Linked DNA regions of Mus musculus: region 2 is linked to region 1. The links are chromatin contacts, found by Hi-C or POLR2A ChIA-PET in ENCODE. All regions are on one chromosome and are shown on one strand. Each heading gives the region's core, a stretch centred on a gene start or an enhancer-like site at or near the end of the contact. The rest is flanking DNA. Distances are from core to core; before and after follow the strand shown.

The links. A loop is a pair of places that touch in the nucleus more often than their neighbours do. ChIA-PET counts read pairs that join two places held with the same protein, here RNA polymerase II (POLR2A).
Region 2: a map of Patski shows a loop between it and region 1 (2.7-fold over the local background). The contact joins the enhancer-like site here to the promoter of Oxsm in region 1. A Hi-C loop is called at or near these places in 1 of 37 maps with a recorded cell type or tissue (Patski). POLR2A ChIA-PET finds 5 or more read pairs at or near these places in 1 of 5 experiments (Patski).

The regions. Positions count from the first base shown.
Region 1 is chr14:16,241,840-16,245,136 of GRCm38, forward strand. It overlaps Oxsm (3-oxoacyl-ACP synthase, mitochondrial), which reads right to left and starts at 1,492. Exons shown (of 3, transcript NM_001359883.1): 1 at 1,451-1,492; 2 at 1-959. The coding sequence starts at 928.
Region 2 is chr14:16,508,340-16,511,636 of GRCm38, forward strand. Rarb (retinoic acid receptor, beta) reads right to left here. Exons shown (of 8, transcript NM_011243.2): 3 at 595-736. Among named protein-coding and RNA genes, the nearest start is that of Rarb, 65 kb to the right of the region's middle. Within about 2 kb of position 1,685, at least 1 of the 3 ENCODE cell types and tissues checked has a DNase peak (open chromatin) inside an H3K27ac peak, as active enhancers do.

The DNA.
Region 1 (3,297 bases), core at 242-2,741:
CACCCGAGAGTCCATAACCCAAAATTTCTGCGTAGATCCGAGCTCCTCTCTGAACAGCATGCTCATGTTCTTCCAGCACCAGCACAGCAGCTCCCTCACCCATGACAAAACCATCTCTCTCTGGATGAAACGGCCGGCAGGCTAGCTTAGGATCTGGGTTTGAGCTCAGAGCCCGGGCTCTGGAAAACCCAGCGAGAGATAATGGACTAATGCAAGAGTCTGTGCCCCCAGCCACCATCACATCTGCGTCACCATGGGCTATGAATCTAAAGGAGTCTCCCACAGCATGTGCACCTGTGGTGCAGGCTGTGGACACTGAGTGATTGGGGCCCTTGAGTTTGTAGCGAATGCTAACCTGGCCTGCAGCCATATTGATCAGAATCTTAGGGACAAAGAATGGGCTGACTTTATTATAACCTTTGGTCTGAAACAGCAAAGCAGTTTCAGAAATAACTTCAAGAGGAACCATGCCCATGCCAATGGCAACGCCAGTAGCCACCTGATCTGCTTCTCGTTTCGGATGCCAGCCGGAGTCTTTCAGGGCCAACTCTGCTGCCCCAACAGCCATGATGGTGGAAGAAGACATGGACTTGGCATCTGATTTGGACACAAAGTTTTCTTCATTAAACTGACCTTCATGTGGACCTCTTGGTACATAAGCAGCTACACTGCAAGGGATATTCTTGTACTCATCACCAACCACAGAAACAATTCCACTTTCTCCTCGGAGAAGCCGATCCCAAACTAGTTGAGTCCCAACGCCAAGTGGTGTCACTAGGCCAATGCCTGTGATGACAACTCGTCTGCGCAACATGGCTGCTGGCACAGTTCCATAAAATCTGTGTTTGCTTATTAACCAAGAATATGACGCTGGATATGGATGGGAGATTGTGGCTTTTAGAAAATGTTGCAAGCATTTTGACAACATGGTTGAAATTCAGAAGATCAGAAACACATTCCTGGAATAGACCACAAGAGACAGCAAGCATCATTTAAACGACAGTAGAATCTTACACACACCCTAGGTGTGACTGTGGTCACAGAGAAATGCAACCCTCGCTTGGACTTAACTTTTATTTGTAATCTATGAGGTCCTTCAGACTGTCAACTGATAGCTAGCTCACTGGGTTTTACAACGCCAACCCACCCTACAGGGGGCATCCTTCTTCAGGCTCACCGAAGATTACTGTACAGTGTGGACTGAGTCCATGTGGCATTTCTAAGATTAATGCACAGGAGGCCGCCTCAGGCCCATTCTGCCTTGTGCACTTTATCTACTTCCGTGTAGGGCAGATAACCTTTCAGGCGGTCCCGCCACAGCCCAGCACCGCCGTATTAGGAAGGCCGGGTGTAACTTCCCGAGCTCAGCGTTAGGAGCTCTCAGGGATTCACAGCCACGCGACGCCCTCCACCCCTACCCTGAAACCCGGGTGCACACTGCAGTCACTACCTGAAACAAGCCTTTGCGGGCGCCCACCGAGTGCGCATGCGCACTCATCCGCAGCGCAGCGTTTCCGCCCGGTGCCTGATGTCAGAGGTCAGACGCTCCGGCCAGAGCTTCCTCCGGGTTCCGGGTTGTGAGTGCCCCGCTCTAGCCTCAGAGCCTGTTTTGATCGCTTGGGAAACCTCACCTAGTCAACAGCGATAATGCCTAGATATTCCTGTGCTGCCAGAGAAGGGCGGCTGTCATTTCCCCAGGACATTCCGGGGAGGACCTATAGCTGTAGCCTCCCTGGTAGCTCTGTAGAAAATATTCATAGAACTCTTCAGAATGTCACCAAGAAACCGAGGTCGTTTGGGGAAACATCTAAATGCCACGTAGACAATAAAATAATACTATGGCTGAATACTTAGAAATGTGCAAAGACGTTGAGAATTTGTTAGGAGACGTTAGTTACAAAACTTTTAAAGGTTTGCAAAGAGATCAGATAATGGTACCGCTCAATTTCAGCACCTGGGCGGCAGAGGATCAGGAGCTCTGTCCTCAGCTGTGGAGAGAGTGCAAAGGGAGCCTGGGCTACCAACCTGAAGACTTTGTCTTTAAAATATAACAAAACCTAACGTCTGTAGTGATCTGCAGTGCTTATGGTGTCCCCTCTACCTCCATTTTTCCTTACCTTTATTTACTTTAGCAAATGATGTAAACAGCTACTTCTGTAACAATAAAAAGGGCTGACTCATGACAGGAAGTGACCAGAAGATTGCCCAATATCTGAAGTGGAAATTCCTGAGCTTACGAAAGTTTTACTTGCTCAGAGATAAATCTGTAATGGATAAGTAGGATAAGTAGCAACACAGCCAGGGGATGTCTATTAACTGTTCAAGTCTGTCCCACGTGTGAGCTTTGCTTTTTCTTCAGATAAAGGATAGACTATGCTATCTTGTAGTCATGATTATATATTTTCTTGTGGGCAATAACCTCTTCAGGCCATCGTTGCCACGTATGCTTGCTTTCCAAATGTAGAAAAGAATCTGAGGTAAGTTTAGCTATTTCCTCATTACTCCTGGATATGATTTATTGTCTACTCTGTCTAAAATGTTTAAGAAAATTCAACTTGTTCCTGATCCAGTAGCTCACCATTTGCTTAGTATGATCTCCCTGCAGTGAAAATTGTGCTGTTTCCTCCAGTACCTTTTGGCAATTTGTTTTACATACAAATTTCTGATCTCAAAAGGCATTGGGGTATGTGGACTGTGGAAGGTTAGCTGAAAGGGGAACTCTGTCTATGCAGCCATGGAGAAGTCATGTCATCATCCATGCTGCAGTGAAACTTTCTGGCCGTGCAGATGCCCTAGGCACTTACTCCTGTAAGGAACCCTTCACCCATGCTCTGAAGTAAGCTGAATAAACTTAGAGTGCCCTAAGTCGGACCTGGGGATTTTGCTTTGATTTATTGTTGTTGCTTTATAAAGAGGCTGGGTATTTGTTTACATCTTCCCAGGGAAAGAATTGTTCTCAAAACAATGCACCCACATAAAACGTGATATAACAAGACCATAATGTATATTTATATTTCTCTCTGTGATCATTTTACTTCCATCTGGAAAGGGTTAAGAAGTTTTTAAAATCATAATAACAGCTATATGTGAATTATTACCGTATTGTTTGCTAAAATATCATGGTGTATTCATGAATACAAATCTTCAACTTGGTTTTGCTTATCATTGCCTCCTCTTATTATTTCTCTGGTTCAAAGCTTTATTTCCAAATACAGTTCTCAATTAAATAAACTTTCTATCCAAACAATTAAACTTCTGTTTGTAATATTATTTTAGCACAAAGGAGACCAAGGTCAG
Region 2 (3,297 bases), core at 435-2,934, 270 kb after region 1:
AACATACATCTACACTAATGCAGCTACAGTCAACTCCCTAGTATCAGATGTTTATGGTCCAATAGGCAACTTTTAACTCATTTAAGTATTTTTGTCATTCCCACTTTTGTTGGGAAGGAATAGTTTAGAAGAGAAAAGCTAATTCAACTTAAGAAAAATTTCAGTGTGCCCCGTGCCCAAATCCCTCTATAATAAGTGTGCAGCATGCCTCCCATCTACAAATAGGCAATCTGTACTTCTGCAAGTATTATGGCTTTTCGTTTCCTTCATTCTCATGCTACAGTATGTCCACTGCCAGGATGAGGATACAGAGGAGCCATGGCCTCACTGTCTGTCAGCTAGGGAGCCCCACTAAGTAAAGAACCCTTCTGGAATTTATAATCACAACACCTATGACTTGGTTTTCACCAACAACCACTCAAGTTCGTCAGAGAGACTTTATGGTTCTTTCATCATGTCATCTCTTTTTATACCTGGCCATGGTAGCGTGCCATTCCTGTCACATCTGAATGTCCTATGTTAACACTCTTGATGATTGAATCTTAGAAACTGCACACATAGATGTAGAAATAAGTAAAGAGAAATCCCACTCACACTCTTTGGACATGCCCACTTCAAAGCACTTCTGCAGGCGGCAGTACTGGCATCGGTTCCTAGTGACCTTGTTAATGACGCAGTTCTTATCTCGATGGCAAGTGTAGATCATGTTCTTCTGAATACTTCTGCGGAAAAAGCCCTGCAAGCAAGAAGATGAGCAGATAAATAGCTAGCTTCATGAGAGACCAGAACCCACCTTGGGATGCACCCTGGGCTCAGTCTGCTGATAGAGGAATGGCTACAAAAACTAAAGTTAAAACCCTAGCCCCCAGGTTTAGAAACACAGTTCAGTGGCTAAGAGCACTTTTGTTCTTGCAGAGGATACAGGTTCTGTACCTGGCACTCACACCTGGCAGCTTACAACTGCCTATAGTTCCAAGGGGCTGGGACACTCTCTTCTCACCTCCTTAGCCCCAAAGACTCTTCCACTCAAAACTAGAGATGGCTGCTAGTGTCTCACTAAAACAAATATCAAGTTAATTTGCTTGGAAAACATCAGACAGAGCTGGAATCCATGCCAGCTTAGTTAAAGTACCTACCTACCTACCTACCTACCTACCTATTATCTATTTGAATTTCTCTCATATTATCCTTTGAGCCAGCTTTGCAGTTAGTCTCCTCATTAAGAAATTAAATACAGTTTTTATTTTACTTTATTTACATGTGTGTGCTGAGTGTGTTGCCATTGTTTTAAACTTCCCGAGAATGCTTTGATAAACTCAGCAACATATTCTGAAACTGTGCCAAACAGTAATGAAATGGGCAAACTTTATGTTCAAAAGTAGGGGCCGTATATCCTCTCTGTCCCCTCTGTTACCATGGTTAATAGAGTGCTGCTTGTTCAAATCAACATGAGGATGTAGCAGGTGATAAATGCTCTTCTGTTATCTTCACTCTCTTCTTTTTGCATGACAGAGAATTGCTGCCCTGAGTATTAAAAGTGTGGGTCTCTACCTGAGCAGTTGCAGTGGGATTAACAACCACTCTACAAACCATTCTCTCAAAGGCAGGAAATATGCTGAACAGTCTTCTCGTGTGGGCAAAACCTTGCCTGCAGTTGATTACCACGGCAGAAGCCTGACTAACTCCCACCAATGCTCACTGACTGTGAGCCAAGAACTCTCACGGAGTGCGTGCTGCTCATGATTTTCACACAGGTGCCCTAGGATTTGAAAAGTCTAAATAAACATATGGTTGTTGGCAAGGTTTTACTGTAAGGGCCTGGGAATCTGGTTTAAGACTAAACCAGAGCTGTCAGAAGCCCCTATACACACATTATTTCAAGAAAACATGGCTTATTTTTCTACCTTCGGTGTTATAAGAATGATCAGAATAGAAAACAACAGGTCACCAGTGTTCTAGAATCTGAGAAGTGTGTACTTTTGTGGCAGGACACCTTTCTCAGAATACTACATGGCACCTCTGGTTCTCAGAGGTACCAACTCGACATTAAAAGAAAAATCATTATTCCTTGACCAAGAACACGGTAGAGACAATAGTCTTTGTGTGTGTGAGGAACAAAAGAGGCAGGAACTCAGGCACCTTTTTCATTTATTAAAACCCAAATATTCAGTTTGGCAATGTTTTAGAGGCTAGGGAGCACAGAAAAAGAACACCATGATATTCAGGGAAATAAGAGAGAACTGGAGAACTTTATCCATCACTAATTGCCCATCAGTATGGCTCAGAAACAATGACCGAAACCAAATACGACTTCTTAGTTTTCCAGATCAGACTTTGGCTGGGTGTCAGCACGTCTCAGTTTCAGGAAATCATTTCCAGCACGGCAGAACCCTTGCTGACTATGATACATGCTGGGAGGTATTTTGATCTGTGTGTTGGGTAAACAGAGACTGTCTGTGATTCATGTGGAGTTTTATGTCAACCACATCTTTGCCTTCCTTCACTGCCATCCTACACAAACCTCACCCCTGCTAGAGACCTCAGCTTCCAGGACTGTGTGTGGATGAGGAGGGGCACAGAGCCCCAGGCCACTGACAATTTAATGGTTTTTTATATGATGCTTTAAGATCAAGATGGAATTGTTTTAGCTCTGGCTTGCTTGAGGATCCAGCACCATAAACATAACCCAGTGAGCCAATGCTCAGATGAAATCTCATGCCCTGTTGATAGTAAGTTTATGGATGGTTCAGAACCCTGGGATGCCCATTCCTTGCTGAGACAGAATATGAGTTAATATCAGGGGCATATCAGCATTTAATAAGAGTTTTCTTTTTTGAGAAATTCTGAGGGAACTCATATTTCTTGTGATTTAAAGCCACATATATGTCTAACTCAAAATCAAAGGCCTCATACGATTGGCCTTCGGTATTAAAAATGGGCTTTAGAGATTCACTTATAATATTTCTTGAAGCAAGTTGATAGTAAACACTCATAGGGCAAAGACCAAAAGGTTGATTATGAGAAGATGAAGAGCTGCTTGTATCTGGGACAAAGTCAGAAGAGGGCAGGCCCAGCAGAGAGCGTGCCTTGCCCTGGGAGTCAAGACCCTGCCAAGAGCCTTCTCACTGTCCCTGGGACATAAGTTTGTCACAACCTTGTACAGCTGAGCTCTCATAGCCTCAATCAGGAACTGGAGGACACACTGATGTGGTCTTCTGCTCTTCTCCAGCTGCCCATACTGGGTTACAAATTCAACACTTTACCAGACAGTGGAAAGCAAGATGGCTAAGAAAGTAG